Regions from separate parts of the Homo sapiens genome. Here regions 1 and 3 are each linked to region 2. Evidence: chromatin loops called from intact Hi-C (ENCODE). Cell type or tissue: PC-9. All regions are shown on one strand.

Region 1 (5,000 bases), 56 kb before region 2:
ATGCTTGATTTGAAATTATTTTAGATAATACACATTGATTGAATGAGGCTCTTTCCCCTGAACCCCATTTTCCCTCAGCATTCCTCTACCATGAAAACATGTGCACACTCAGACACACACACCTAACATACCAAGGACATTTTCATCAAAATATTTGATTGGATTCAACTGGATCTCCTTCATTTTACAACTCAGTTTGAGAGTCTAGGTACAGACAAGCTCAAATCCAGTCTTATTTTCATTTATACCCTATTACATTATTTATTAGATAATGGGTTGTTGTCCCTATTGTAATCCTGAGTGAAAATTGGTATCCCTGACAGAGTAAATAAATAGAGGGAAAACCAAAACATTTTCAAGTGAATCACTACATTTCTCATTGAATGTATAGCTATATTTTGCAAGTTTCCTTTTTATTTTTATAAATTGATGATCCCCCAGGGAAGCATCTACACAGACAGCGTCCCATATAGACAGTGTCTCACATGCTTTAACCTCTTACTTCAAGTGACTTGTTGGCAAGTGGTCCTCCAAAAAGAGACTTGTTCTATTTCAACTTATTCTGGTTGTGAGAGCCTTGATGTAATGCCTCAAACTTGTTTTTTCAGTAAAGTGTGTGGATTTTAAGCATTGTTTAATATCAATAGACTCAGGAACTGGACTTATTTTCTCTTTTTTTAAACTCTGTGAAATTGCACAGGTTTTGGTGATTTCTGATTTTTCACAGGTTTTTTTTTAATGTTTCCTAACAAAGCAATTATTAAAAGCCTTGACCCTGAGTCTATCTCACATGCTCCATTTAAATTTACTTCTATGAAGTGGCCCTCTTTTAAGACAATTAGGAAGCTATTCAGTAATTCTTTGAATTTAACCCCTAACATATTCATAGCTGGGTTCTTACAATGAAGTTTCTTTGTCAGAATCCCACTACCTTTAGAATATTTTATTAGGATTTCAATATTTCCAAATTTAGAGGCATAAAATCTCAAAACAATCTTGGCAATATGTTCCAGTATGAACAATATGTGGCGCTGGGTGCAGTGGCTCACGCCTGCAATCCCAGCATTTTGGGAGCCCGAGGTGAGTGGATTGCTTGAGCCCAGGAGTTCGAGACCAGCCCAGGCAAAAGGGCAAAACCCGGTGTCTATTAAAATAATAATAATAATAATACAAAATTAGCTGGGCATGGTGGCCTGTGTCTATAGTCCCAGCTACTCAGGAGGCTGAAGTAGGAGGATCGCTTGAGCCAGGGAGGTGGAGACTACAATGAGCCAAGATTGTGCCACTGCACTCCAGCCTGACAGCCTGAGTGACAGAGACAGACTTTGTCTCAAAAAAAAAAAAAAAAATTATAATACCTTACTCAGTAGAATATTCTGATACATTTCTTAACTGAAACATACATCATCTTTATTGACCCCACTTCATAACACAAGTGCTATCATTCTGGTCGAGTCAGAAGAGGTGGTGCTAAGACACCACTGCCTGTTTGGAGGACTTCTTATGTGCTGGGCAGTTCCAGAAGCACCCATGCATGGGAGGCTGTATCCAGGAGTTGAAGATGATTTGTGGAGTGGTTTTCTTAATGGTTGCTGATTCCTAGAATTGCTTAAACAGTAAAAGCATAAGCCTATGTTACTAGGCTCTATTTATTAATGAGCCTTTGGCTTTGATTTTGGCTTGATTGATTAAGCTCATTGCCATCCATAATCCCCAAAATTAGTTGTAGAAAGAGTGCAGAAGAAGACCTTGTTGAGGAGCACCAAGATGACACTCAGTAAAGTACACAAATTTGCGAAAATTTTGCTTCTGATATTCATATAATCCAATTTTCTTGATATTTAGAAAGAAATATATTCCTTATCCTCCTCCTGCCACAGAAGAAAAAAAGGTTTACTTGTTGCTTTCAAATGTCTATCAAGATCATTACATTTTTTTCTTTCATTTACACATGTAGCAGACAAGAGGTAAGGCAAAGTGGAGTCCTTACATCCCAGAAATGTTTTATCTGACCCAGTAAAACAATTTTGTTTTGATTTTTCTTTTAAAGCCAATATATATTTATTATGGGTTTTGTATTTTTGTTATTTTCCAGATGTTATTTAGTCTTTGATTTTCTGTCACCATTTACTGGCCAGAAGAGGGCTCAAAAGTGTTGGAAATTCTAGACAACTCCTGTTGTTTTCTTTCCCTTGAACTGATTTGTATATATTAACAATTGTTTTTGTAAATTGCTTCGTGGGATCTTGGGTGTCACTTTTAGCTGTCATTTTTTTTTTCCTTTTTTATACACTTCACAGGATAGCAGTATTTACTTTTATGCAGCTCAGATTTCATGGTTCAGCAACATTTGTTCTAATGACAAATCTCCTGTCTTTTATGCAGTGAGTCAATGACACATTTGGAGTAATTTGATTAATACACTACTTTTTAAATAGTCAACAAAACCCCATATTTCATAGCTTCACTTCAACAGGAAAAAGTTTACATGCTTCAACTGTTATGACAACCTTAAGTCATATCTGAAGTATTTTAGAACATTTATCTCCATAGTCAATGCCTACTTTATTACTTCCCTTATTTTGTTTTTCTTGTCACTCTTTTTTCCCCTTCTATTACTTTTGGATCATTTATAAGAGCAGTTTCTACGTCAAATTTAGTACACTGAAGTTCGAGGTTACATTATTCAAGATGACTCATATGAGGAAAAGTAGATCCAGACATAAGCAACCCTTTTGCCCTGGGCAAGTCATTTAATTTTTGTGAAACCCAGAAAAACAGATTGAAGATCTCTAAGGTTGGTTCAAAAGCTTGCTACATCACCGGAACCCTAACCAGAATCCATTTTTCAGCCTGCAGGCAGGCTAGCACCATTGCATCAGAAGAAATTTTTATTTTTCCTTTCTCCATTAGCCAAACATATATGTACTATATTCCACAATAGGCTAGTTACTGTTACCTAAAGCCCTGTAACTTCCAATATTTCCTGTAGAAATTCAGAGTCCTTAAATGGGCAATATTTTTATACAAGAGTTTTCTCTGAGCAATCCCCACACAGCAACCTCGCTCACTCTGCAGTCACCAGGGCTGGGCATATTATAATTCTGTGCTCTCTGGATAACTTGGCCAGGCGGGTATGGCAGCCTGCTTTTGGTCCCTAGTCATTGTGCTTCCCCTGGAAGTTAACAGGGAGCCTTCTCCTAGAAGTTAACAGAAGTTCTTTCCAATCTGGCCAATGATTACAGTTTGTAGTAAAAAGTACACGTTTTGAATAATGAGATGCCTCTTTGCCGCCAGAGGTTGGTTTCTCTTCAAAAGAGCTCTGCGTATAAAACCTCATTCATCTCATCTTACGAATCAGAGCCCCATTTCCCTTGTACAATAGAAAAGCCAACATATAATATGACAAATACTACTTCTAATTCTACTGTCTTTTAACTTTCATATCATTGCTTTCCTACTTTGATGTGCACACTAATTATCTGGAGATCTTGTTAAAATGCAGATACTTGTTTAGTCTGGGGTAGGGCCCAGATTCTGTATTTGTAACAACGTTCTAGGAGCTGCTTGCTGTTGGTGGTCTGTGACCACTCTCAGAATAGCAGACTAACCAATAGCATGCATTGGGCATTCCTCACCTGTTCAGGGATAGATAAGGTACTCAGTTGTTCTAGTAAGGCAAGAAATACAGTCAAATCATTTAGGAGTATTCACAAAAATCTTGCTCTTATTTTATCCCCCATTCCAAGTGAAATTGCTTGCTCAGCAGTTCCAACACACGGCCCAAGGGCTGATCTCAATTTCCTTAAACTACTCCTGGAGTAGAAGAAATCTCATGACCCCTAACGAGTTAACACTAAACTTATTTACTACTTTAAAAAAAAAATCATTATCTGAAAGATCATACCCTAAACGAGCCTGGACAAAGGCAACACGATTATTTTACATGTCTCTTATAACGTTCCTATGGATATTCTAAAGTTTCTTCACTGTTAATTGTATAATCTCCTTAATTTATTCAGAAGAACGCCAGTGCTATCCCATCAATCCACCTGTGTTTTGAGTGCTCATTATGCTGAAGTCACTGGGAGAGGTAAATGATGCAACAAAAAGCAGACAATACTGTTCTTTTCCTTGGACACAGGTTCATATTGAATGCTTACAATGTACCAAAGATTTTTCTTGGCTCTTTTTGTAATTTGCCTCTTTGAATTTTTACAAAGCCTCCGAAGTAGTTATTATTATTATTTTAACGTTATAGGAACTGGGGACAAGTTGCTTGTTCAAGCTCACACAACTAGCAAATGGTGGATCAGAACTTTAACTCAGAAAGTCAAGCTTAGGGCAGGGCACAGTGGCTCACGCCTGTAATCCCAACACTTTAGGAGGCCAAGGTGGGTGGATCACTTGAGGTCAGGAGTTCAAGACCAGACTGGCCAACATGGTGAAACCCCATCTTTACAAAAAAAAAATACCAGAAAAAAAAAAATTAGCCAGGTGTGGTGGTGCACACCTGCAGTCCCAGCTAAGGAGTCTGAGGCACGAGAATTGCTTGAACCTGGGAGGTGGAGGTTGTAGTGAGTCAATATCATGCCACCGCACTCCAGCCTAGGTGACAAGGTAAGACTCTGTCTCAAAAAAAAAGACAGTCAAGCTTGGGTGCATGGATTTTCAAACAGTATAGTCTACTGTGTATATATCTCATGAGCACAAATGTAAATCTACCTAATTCTTGCAAAGAATTTTGATGAGTGGAGCTGAGGGCTAGAGAACTGCTTTCCCTGTAAACAAAGATATTGCCCTTTCCCCTCTAGGGCAGAAAGGAGGATGTGGGGCTTACTGGGCAACCAGGTCTGGTCCAAGCCCAGGTGTCTGTGCTTCCAAGCTGTGTTACCTTGGGCTGGCTCTTTCATCTCCTTAAGACTTAGTTTCTGCTATGGATGGAATATTTGTGTTCTCCCCAAAATGTGTGAGTTGAAACCCTAATTCCAATATGATGG
Region 2 (5,000 bases):
CAAACTATGCTCAACTCACTCTCTACAGTTCTCATAACTTCCAAAATCTATTTTCTTCCTCCCACCTGACACATATACTTTCTGCTGCCTGGCTCCTTCAGCTATACTCACTCTTTGTTGAGTCTCCCACAATTACCATTGTCCCTGGCCCAGACTTCAATCTGGCCTCCCACATTATTCCGGATACCACACCTGAACCCCATGACTGTATCTCTCTGATCCACCTGACATTCACTCCATTTCCCCATATTTCCTTCTTTCCTGTTCCTCATCCTGATCACACCTGGTTTATTGATGGCAGTTCCACCAGGCTTAATCGCTGCCACTCACCAGCAAAGGTAGGCCATGCTATAGTATCTTCCACATCTGGCTACCACTCTGCCCCCCTCCACCACCTCTCAGCAAGCCAAACTCATTGCCTTAACTCGGGCCCTCACTCTTGCAAAGGTACTACATGTCAATATTTATACTGACTCTAAATATGCCTTCCATATCCTGCACCACCATGCTGTTATACGGGCTGAAAGAAGTTTTCTCACTACACAAGGGTCCTCCATCATTAACGCCTCTTTAATAAAAACTCTTCTCAAAACTGCTTTACTTCCAAAGGAAGCTGGAGTCATTGACAGCAAGGGCCATCAAAAGGCATCAGATCCCATCACTTAGGACAACACTTATGCTGATAAGGTAGCTAAAAAAGCAGCCATCAAAAGGCTGATCCCATTGCTCAGGACAATGCTTATGCTGATAAGGTAACTAAAAAAGCAGCTGGCGTTCCAACTTCTATCCCTCACGGCAGTTTTTCTCCTTCTCATCTGGCCACTCCCACCTACTCCCACTAAAACTTCCACCTATCAATCTCTCCCACCCAAGGCAAATGGTTCTTGGACCAAGGAAAATATCTCCTTCCAGCCTCACAGGCCCATTCTATTCTGTCATCATTTCATAACCTCTTCCATGTAGGTTACAAGCTGCTAGCCCATCTCTTAGAACCTCTCATTTCCTTTCCATCATGAGAATCTATCCTTAAGGAAATCACTTCTCAGTATTCCATCTGCTATTCTACTAATCCTCAGGGATTTCTCAGGACCCCTCCCTTCCCTACACATCAAGCTCAGGGATTTGCCCCTGTCCAGGACTGGCAAATTGACTTTACTCACATGCCCCAAGTCAGGAAACTAAAATACCTCTTGGTCTGGGTAGACACTTTCACTGGATGGGTAGAGGCCTTTCCTACATGGTCTGAAAAGGCCACCACGGTCATTTCTTCCCTTCTGTCAGACATAATTCCTCGGTTTGGCCTTCCCACCTCTATACAGTCCAATAACAGACTGGCCTTTATTAGTCAAATCACCCAAGCAGTTTCTCAGGCTCTTGGTATTCAGTGGAAACTTCATACCCCTTATGCCTCAATCTTCAGGAAAGGTAGAACACACTAATGGTCTTTTAGAAACACACCTCACTAAGCTCAGCCTCCAACTTAAAAAGGAGGACTCTGTCAAGGATACAGCCCAAAAACTTGCCAACCATGCAAGTAATTAGGCTGAACCCCCTTATGCACTCTCTAATTGGATGTTCTGGGCCCTCCCAATTCTTAGTCCTTTAATACCTGTTTTTCTCCTTCTCTTATTCGGACCTTGTGTCTTCTGTTTAGTCTCTCAATTCATACAAAACTGCATCCAGGCCATCACCAATCATTCTGTATGACAAATGCTCCTTTTAACAACCCCACAATATCGCCCCTTACCACACAATCTTCCTTCAGCTTAATCTCTCCCACTCTAGGTTCACACGTTGCCCCAATCCCGCTTGAAGCAGCCCTGAGAAACATCGCCCATTATCTCTCCATACGACCCCCCAAAATTTTCGCTGCCCCAACACTTTACCACTATTTCGTTTTATTTTTCTTATTAATATAAGAAGACAGGAATGTCAGGCCTCTGAGACCAAGCTAAGCCATCATATCTCCTGTGACCTGCACGTATACATCCAGATGGCCTGAAGTAACTGAAGAATCACAAAAGAAGTGAAAATTGCCAGTCCCTGCCTTAACTGATGACATTACCTTATGAAATTCCTTCTCCTGGCTCATCCTGGCTCAAAAGCTCCCCCACTGAGCACCTTGTGACCCCCACCGCTGCCTGCCAGAGAACAACCCCCTTTGACTATAATTTTCCACTACCCACCCAAATCTTATAAAATGTCCCCACCCCATCTCCCTTCACTGACTCTCTTTTCAGACTCAGCCTGCCTGCACCCAGGTGATTAAAAAGCTTTATTGCTCACACAAAGCCTGTTTGGTGGTCTCTTCACATGGACGCGAGTGAAAAATAATGCCCCAGAAGTAGGGCTCCTCTAGATTTCTCTGAACTAACAAACAAATCAATAATGATCAGGCTGGTTTGGATGATAAATATATTTCCTTCTCTGCTAATTTCATAGGAATGGCAAATCCACATATTGTTTGTAAGATAAAGCTCATGGATTATAATCTTGAATCCTAAATCCTGACGCTGATATGCTGTTTCCTCTGCTCCCTGATCCTATGAGGTAGCAGAATGGCACAATTTCCTAGGATCACTCTAGCTGCTATTGCTGAAATCATGCCTACACTTTTAAGGCTAACACAGAGCACATAGTCAGCCCATGTAATAATTCAGCCCACAAATGAATCTTACTTGGATGATATAGTGTAATTTCTTTCTTTTGTTTTTAGGGGGCAGGTGGTCCCCAAATCGAAATGGTCCTTTGTACTCCTTATTGTGTTTTTCTCAATGTAGGCAACTGCCTGGTCCCTGAAGCCATATGAATTGCACATCTCCTAGTGAAATGTAGCAATTTTACTAGAAGACGTGTGATAGTATTGGCTAATAGGCCCACTTAGTGTTACTAATAATTCTTTGTCTACTAGGCACACCCATGTAGAGCTGGCTTGGTCATCCTGACTCATGGGCTCATATTTCAAGCTTACTCAGACAGTTAATTGTCAGAGTGTTTGATTCCAAAAACCACATGCTAAATTTCACTGAGTTATGGCACTTTGGTATTTCCTAAGTTATGGCATTTTGGTATTTTGCTGTTAAAATGCTGGAAACAATATGCCTGAAATTTTCCCCTAGTAGAATATTTAATTTTTTAATTTAGCATTTTTATATTTTAAGCTGGCCCAATAAACCCCAGAACAGAGTTTAAAATGTACCCAGAAGCTTGAGTTTACGAGGCAGAACAAATACCAATCAGACTTACAAGTCTTTCTCGCATGGAAAACTTGACCTACTCATGTTGAGTGAGTGTTCCACAGAAGAAGCTTTCCTTAGCCAAACATTCTGGGAAAACTCTCTGATAAGTATAGGTAAATAACCTTTTTTGTTGGTCTTTAGTATGCTCCAAGAAGAGCTACAGTACATGCTACTTCCCAAATACATTTGTCTAGTAAAGTCTTTTTGTACAAAATATAGTCTTGTACAAAATATAAAGTCTTTTGTACAAAATATCTGCTCACTAGTATTCGAAGGCACATGCTTTGAGAAAGGCTGATGGAAGCTGGTGAGCAGAATGCGTGACAAACACTTAATAAACACTTAATCCTGGTGCCTGAGCTACCCCTAAACAACAATCAGACCTTTTGAGCAAATCTCACAACTGCTATGAGTTACTCTTCATTCATTTAGAAAGTTAATAGGTTATATTCTCTTCCAGCTCAAATAGTTTCTGACTTGCCTCAGAGCTTCATAATATTATATTTGGTCACTTTCACTAAATGATTAATGGAGACAAAGAAAAAGAATACTACCGTATTAAACAGAATTCTAGGACTTTCCAGGGCAACCTGACTTTGCAGAACTACAATTAGTATTCCAAGGTAACATGGTAATAATTTCCTGAGACTCGTGGCATTTTCTCTAAGTGGTGTTTCAAGTCGTGAAGTGTTAAGATCACTAAAAAAGTCTGCTGTTGGCTGCTTTATTAATCCAAGATTTTTCAATGGAATCATCACCAGAACCCTTAGACAATCCCACTTGTAGTACAGAAACTGAGAGAGGCTAAAGAATTTCCTTATTCAGTTTCTTAACGTTGGTAGAAGTAGGTCTAAAGTTAGGACTCCCAGGGCTTCCAATTTATCTATATGGTTGGGTTTTCCTTCTTTACTGCAGTGAATGAGGATGGAAAAGGAGGTCACAGGTCCATCTCCTCTCCTTCTGAGTCTTCACTTCCTAGGGTTTATATCTAATGACTCATCTTCAGTATTAGCTTAAGTGGCCTGGCAACAACCAGAACACTGTTTTCAACAGCAATTTGTCTTTCAATGGCTCAGGAAGTGGGATCATTTTGTACAAGTCACAAATACAGCCCACCGAGCTCCCCAGTTTATGACTTTTCTTTTTAAACTTAAGATATAGGAAAAAAAATATTCACTTGTTTATCAACCTAAGGAAAAATAGGTTTTCTTGTTATGAATAAGAACAAAGAGTTGGCTGAAAATACCACTTCTAATTAGGTAATGAAGTTGTAATAAAGTACATTCAAAATGAAAATTAATTTCCATTAAGCAACTCACTCTCGGCACTGTTTGTTCTTATCACAGATACAAACATATGCTTTGACTTTTCTTCTGGATAATAATCTGTACTTGAAGAATGGAAAGTTTTCTGTTATATATTTGAGTCCAGAAAAGCTACCTAACTGTCCTACATGAGAAATGGCCAATGTTTGGTGGTGGATGGAAAGTATACATGAATTTATATCTAATTTTTCCAACAAGGTTTGGTGGAAATGAATATGTGAGTGTGTGTATGTGTGTGTGTGTGTGTGTGTGTGTGTGTGTGTCTACACAAAAGATGGAAACAACTCAAACTAGCACTTAAGCAAAAAAAAAAAAAAAAGTAATGTATTGGCTGGGAAATCTGAAATGTGTATCTGGTTTCAGTATGATAAGATCTGGGCCCCAGTTTGTGATTCCTGTACTCTCTTCTCCCTCTCTCTCCATATACCTCTGCTGG
Region 3 (5,000 bases), 140 kb before region 2:
CATGGCACAGTGGATTGTTCCCCTAGTGGTTATAACTGATCTCAAGTAATTTACTGATCAATGACTCCTAAATTCAGTGTAAACTGAATTGATAGAGATTAGTAAGTGACACTAAGCTTAAAAACAAACCATAAAGAAGAAACTTGAAGTGGAATAGACTTGAATCTGTAGGAATTATGAGCATATTGTGAAGACTTAGATACTTGGAAATGCCACATATTAAGGCATTATTCCCTTTCACAATGGCTTGACATTTCTATAATTTTCACTTTTGGCATGTGTATTTTTTGTGTTAATATGAGTAACATAGCCAATTTAATTTACTTTAAATGTACGCTATAGAAAAGATGTTGCATTCTTGGGTTCAATTTTTATTTCCATCTGGAAGTCATTTTTGTTTTGAAGCAGTAGAATATATTCCATTTTAAGAAGAAAGTCAGTGGGAAAAAGTTTGCTATATAAAACCTTGCTTCACAGTTAACTTCCATATCTGTTCCACATATTGAGGTGCTTTTTTTTTTTTTGTATTCTTCTTCCAAGCTCTTACTATAGATTTGCAAAATGTTGAGGGTAGAAGAAAAGAAATACACACTCTCTCTGCTGAAGCAATTCAATGTTTTTATTTTTAATTACTTTCATAGGATTTCCTTAAAATAGTTCAATAAGAAATATTGTTGCCAATTCTGTTGTCCAATCTTACTAAGTAATATCAACATAGTTGGGCTAAATCTTATTTTTTTCCACGACACATAACTAATTCTCATTGCTGTTTCTATTGGCAGATGTTTCCCTTCTTAATCTGACTCTACATTTTATCTTCAAAGAATAAACATTCTTCTCTCTACTAAGAACATCAAGAGACAGAAAAGCATTTTTTAAAAAATTTCCTTTCCTTATAGTCAAAGCTAGAACCTCTCAGACTGCCAAAATGGTTTCCTCTTTCCCAAGTCAAATTTGTCAAAAAGTAAGACTTGTAGTTTTTCCTAAAAGTTTAGATAGTTAATTTAGGATTTACAAATCAATCAAATATTAAGTGCCAGGAATATTCATATGTAGCTAAAGGTGTACCGTAATCTTACAGCTGAAAGTGAGGTCAAAGGAAAGACATTGAAGCTAAATAATGGGAAACAAGATATTTCTGAACTTTTGCAAAGCTTCTCCCTCCCCAGTTTCATTAAGGAAAAATATATCTATAAAATCAAAGTCAAAAGATATTTCAAATTCTGAGGTTCAGACTGACAATGTTAGCATGCTTTGCTATGGTGGACTATTGAGAAGATATAAGTTACCTAATTAAGATCAAGTATGTAAATGCATCTCTACGGTATCCTGGCAATGGTTTAGACCATCAAGACTTTTGCAGTTTTCTGGTGCCTGATTAATCTGATGCGTAAGCTTTTTGCAATTTGTTCTTTATTGAAAATTGCACATCTTCCTCTTATTACAAAAATTGTTATAAATTCTATGTTAAAATACTTTTCTCATCTTTTTTCCTGCCTTCTAGTCTAACCAATCTAGTGTAAAGCATTCTGCTAAGTATTCCTTTTGCAAGCTTTCTGTTGATAAGTATTTTTCTCCAGCAAGATTCCTTCCAAAGGCTAATCATAGAATTGCTGACTAAAGGCATTTTTATAAATAATTTGCAGTGGTATTGGACTATGGTTTAGCTGTGGAGGGCGATCATATAATTTGGAGTTTCCACTAACATTGTCTTCCTTGTATGTGCACTCAAGGGTGTATCCTGATGTTTGAAAAATAGAAAATTAACAGAGCTGGGGAGGAGGAAGAAGCTGGAGAAAGAGGAGGAAGTGGAAAAAGTGGTGGGAGTCTTTCTCCCTGGCTGTGTCCAGTGAGTTATGGGATCGAGACAAAGCTACTACATTTCCCATCCCCATCTGCCTTCAAATAACTTTTAGCAACTGAGGACTGACAATAATATATTTAATTAGCTTTCTCTTCTTCATACCCAGAGGCAGTTTACTTCAGGCCCCCGTTATTTTCCCCCTGAATTCCTGCAATAGCCAGCAAACTGCTCTGCTTGCCCTGTGGCTTTGCCAGTCCTGCAACTCATCTCCTACCAGCTACCAGAAGGATTTTACTCATAGTGAATTTGATCATGCCTATCTCCCTGTTTAAGAATTCTTCAGAGAAGGGCCTCAGGATAAAGAACAATCTATTTTTATGCCATGGTAGCCCAAAGTGTGAACATGGTGAAGCTATGACCATATATTACAAATCCTAAGCACAGAAGCAACTCATTACTTCTGATCACACGGCAGTGGCTAGAATTTAATCACACGGTCACATTTATTTGCAAAGGAGGCTGGGAAATGTAGTCTATTACTGTGCCCAAATAAGATGAGAATGTATTTAGGAGGATAGTTAGCCTTCTCTGCCACAGCAGATTGTTTTAAAAAATCGCTAAGCAATCACAATAAATATTCATGAATACGGAATTTTTCTCACTAGCAGAAAAAAGAGAATTGACATTTATTGAATGTCTACCATGTGCTTAGCACAGTTTTTCTAGGAGAAATACTTGGTCTTATTCATCTTTCTACCTCCTGAACTTAGCAGATTGTCTAGCACACAGTAAACACTCCAAAAAAAAAAAAAAAAAAAACTACTAAACTGAACTTTATAAAAATGTGGAATTTTTTAAATATATGAATAACAGCAGGCTTTCATAATCTTGTTCATTTTTCCTTTTTTTCTGCATCTCCCCCTGATACTGCATTATTATTTTTTCTTTTGTTTTTCTTAGTTAAGCCTTAATTGTTAATGCTTTTCTACTGTCACTAATTAAAAGAAGCAGCTGACTTGAAGGTGAGGGTTGCTTACTATTCTTCAACAACTGTCTCAAACTGACTTCTAGTTGATTATTTCCTTACCAGAAAGGTGATTCAGACAAGTTCATGATTTTTATACATGTGATTGCTGATGACTAAGCATGGTTTTTCTGGGTTACTTCCTAAGGAGAGCATTTACCAGGAAAGTGCGAATTGATGCCCAAGTCATCACCCCTCTGGGCAAAGGAATTCCTTTCAAATTCCAAAGGAGCGTGTGCTGGCTCACTCCTTATTGTAAAAACAAATCACTGTTTAGAGTTGAAATGTGGCTCAAAGGCCTGGTTGATCCTGATCCGTTTTCTGTAGGAAGTGGGTGCGGGGAGGTGGGAGGAACGGCCTCATATCCCAGGAGGTTTAGTAACAGAAGTTGTATCTGTTGGGAACAAAGTGTCAAAGAAGAGAGGCTGCTGGTCTAGGAGGGAAAGGGCCTCCTCTGAGCCAGCCATGTGGGTCAGGTCAGTCCTGATGATCAATGAAGAGACTGCTGCCAAAGCCAGATCAACTTCTCATCCACAGTGGGGTGGGATTCTTCTGATGCACACAATCACGGTCACTTGGCAGCTGTAGAGCTAGCCCCAGTTTTACCCAAAATATTGCCAAGATCTCACTCATTGTTCCCCTCCCCAGCTTTTCTTGGGTCTGTGAAATGCTTATGCCATTTATAATCTTGCCCACGTTGTCTAGGTCTGGTCAGGAGAGGGCAGATTCCCAGGTTTCCCAGGCTGGGTGGTCCCAAAGTCTCCAGCAGCCACTCCCTCACTATCCGTGGATAGTGGGGTTTTTCTCTTCCTCCTCATGCTGTTAAGGTTGTAACTGGCATCTCCATGGACTGCTGAGGGCTCTTGAGTCCAGTGAGTGGGCAGAGCCAGCCAGGGTTTCCTTTGAACAAAGCTGGGATTCTCAAACCAGGGACACAGACATCAATTACCAGCCACTCTGGCCAAAGGTGCTAGTCTCTACCTCCTGCTCTTTTGATAGAAGCTCCCAAATTTCTCAGGACCAAAAAGATTCTCTAGAGACTTGTCTTTCTCAATTAGATTTTATCTACGGCAAATGCCATTTCCATAATAAGTTCTGGAACTGTCTCCAACTCCAAACTTCAATATTGAATGTCTATTTCCTTATGCTTTTCTAAGAATGACTTAGCATTGTCTCAAATGACTCATCAACAAGATGCCAACATTCTCTCTCATTTTCTCTCATCTTTGAGGCAAGAATCTCATAGAAGAGCAAATCTGTGTAAAGCTGGATTTAACTTTTTTCTGCACCTACACCCCGCCTTGGGGAACCCGGGAGCAGGGATTGAGGAGGTATTGCTTCCTCTGGTTGAGAATCATTGAGGAAAAACTGAGACAGGGAAGTAGGAAGTACTGAACTCTGAACTGTGTTCAGGAAACCAAATGACAATTTTGGAGGTGTCAACTCTGCAACAATTCTGGGCAGTTTACTGTTAAGAACTCAGGAAGAACTAGTGAGTCAAGTCATTATTTCAAGTTTCCAGTTGTAATTTTCTTAACTGCTTTATTTATACATGTTCCTCATGACTCCGGAGCCAGTTAATTCTATCTCTGAGTTATGTAGTAAATGTTCATCCAGCAGACAGGTTGCACATGACTCCCACTGGCCATGGAATCGAAGTGTTCCTGTCATCACTATTTTGGTTCCTGGGGTGACCTTAACTACCTTGTAAAAGCTGGACAAACTGTCTAGATTTGAAGTAATTGGTGATGAAATTGGTCAAACAATATTTAGGATGATATCATATCCGGAAAATCTCTTGCAAAAGAAAGTACTTTTAGAGGAAACACAAAAAGGAATTTTAAAAATACTATTTGGGTAATGCCCCTACGGGATTTTTTTTTGGCTAACAGGAAATGCATCTGAAAGTCGTTTCCCCTGACTGGGAAGGCCTGTGGGATGAATGAATGAGTCCTGCTGTTCTTCGGAATTACCTTACCATGGATGCTGGCATGCCACCCCAGCGGCACCCCAGGGCATCTGCCTAGATGAGTGGTTGTCACTTTTCTTCCCCAAGCCTGCCCTGGACCAAAGCTCTTCCTCAAATTTGTAAACTATGGAGTCACAGCATCATTGGTATTCATCATTCCTGCTGGCTTTTGCCCATGAGGGAAGGTCTCTGTCTTTAGTTTA

The links. A loop is a pair of places that touch in the nucleus more often than their neighbours do. Peaks named below come from ENCODE experiments on the same cell type or tissue, not always from the same donor. Only the 100,000 strongest peaks of a DNase experiment are listed, where the experiment ranks them.
Region 1: it touches region 2 in a loop (2.9-fold over the local background); 8 of 110 quality-filtered maps call a loop at or near these places.
Region 3: a loop joins it to region 2, with 12 times the contacts of the local background. A loop is called at or near these places in 2 of 110 quality-filtered maps.

What each region holds. Positions count from the first base shown.
Region 1 is chr2:224,140,263-224,145,262 of GRCh38, reverse strand. No RefSeq gene overlaps it. Among named protein-coding and RNA genes, the nearest start is that of SERPINE2, 100 kb to the right of the region's middle. In PC-9, CTCF peaks have their summits at 2,063 and 2,278; DNase peaks (open chromatin) are centred at 2,382 and 2,722; H3K4me3 peaks cover 1,550 bases; H3K27ac peaks cover 2,608 bases.
Region 2 is chr2:224,084,681-224,089,680 of GRCh38, reverse strand. No RefSeq gene overlaps it. Among named protein-coding and RNA genes, the nearest start is that of SERPINE2, 48 kb to the right of the region's middle. In PC-9, no CTCF peak of the experiment used is centred here; DNase peaks (open chromatin) are centred at 2,930 and 4,220; H3K4me3 peaks cover 1,558 bases; H3K27ac peaks cover 3,387 bases.
Region 3 is chr2:224,219,790-224,224,789 of GRCh38, reverse strand. No RefSeq gene overlaps it. Among named protein-coding and RNA genes, the nearest start is that of FAM124B, 180 kb to the left of the region's middle. RefSeq lists a silencer at 3,911-4,111 and an enhancer at 3,784-4,983. In PC-9, no CTCF peak of the experiment used is centred here; DNase peaks (open chromatin) are centred at 2,979 and 3,979; H3K27ac peaks cover 3,219 bases.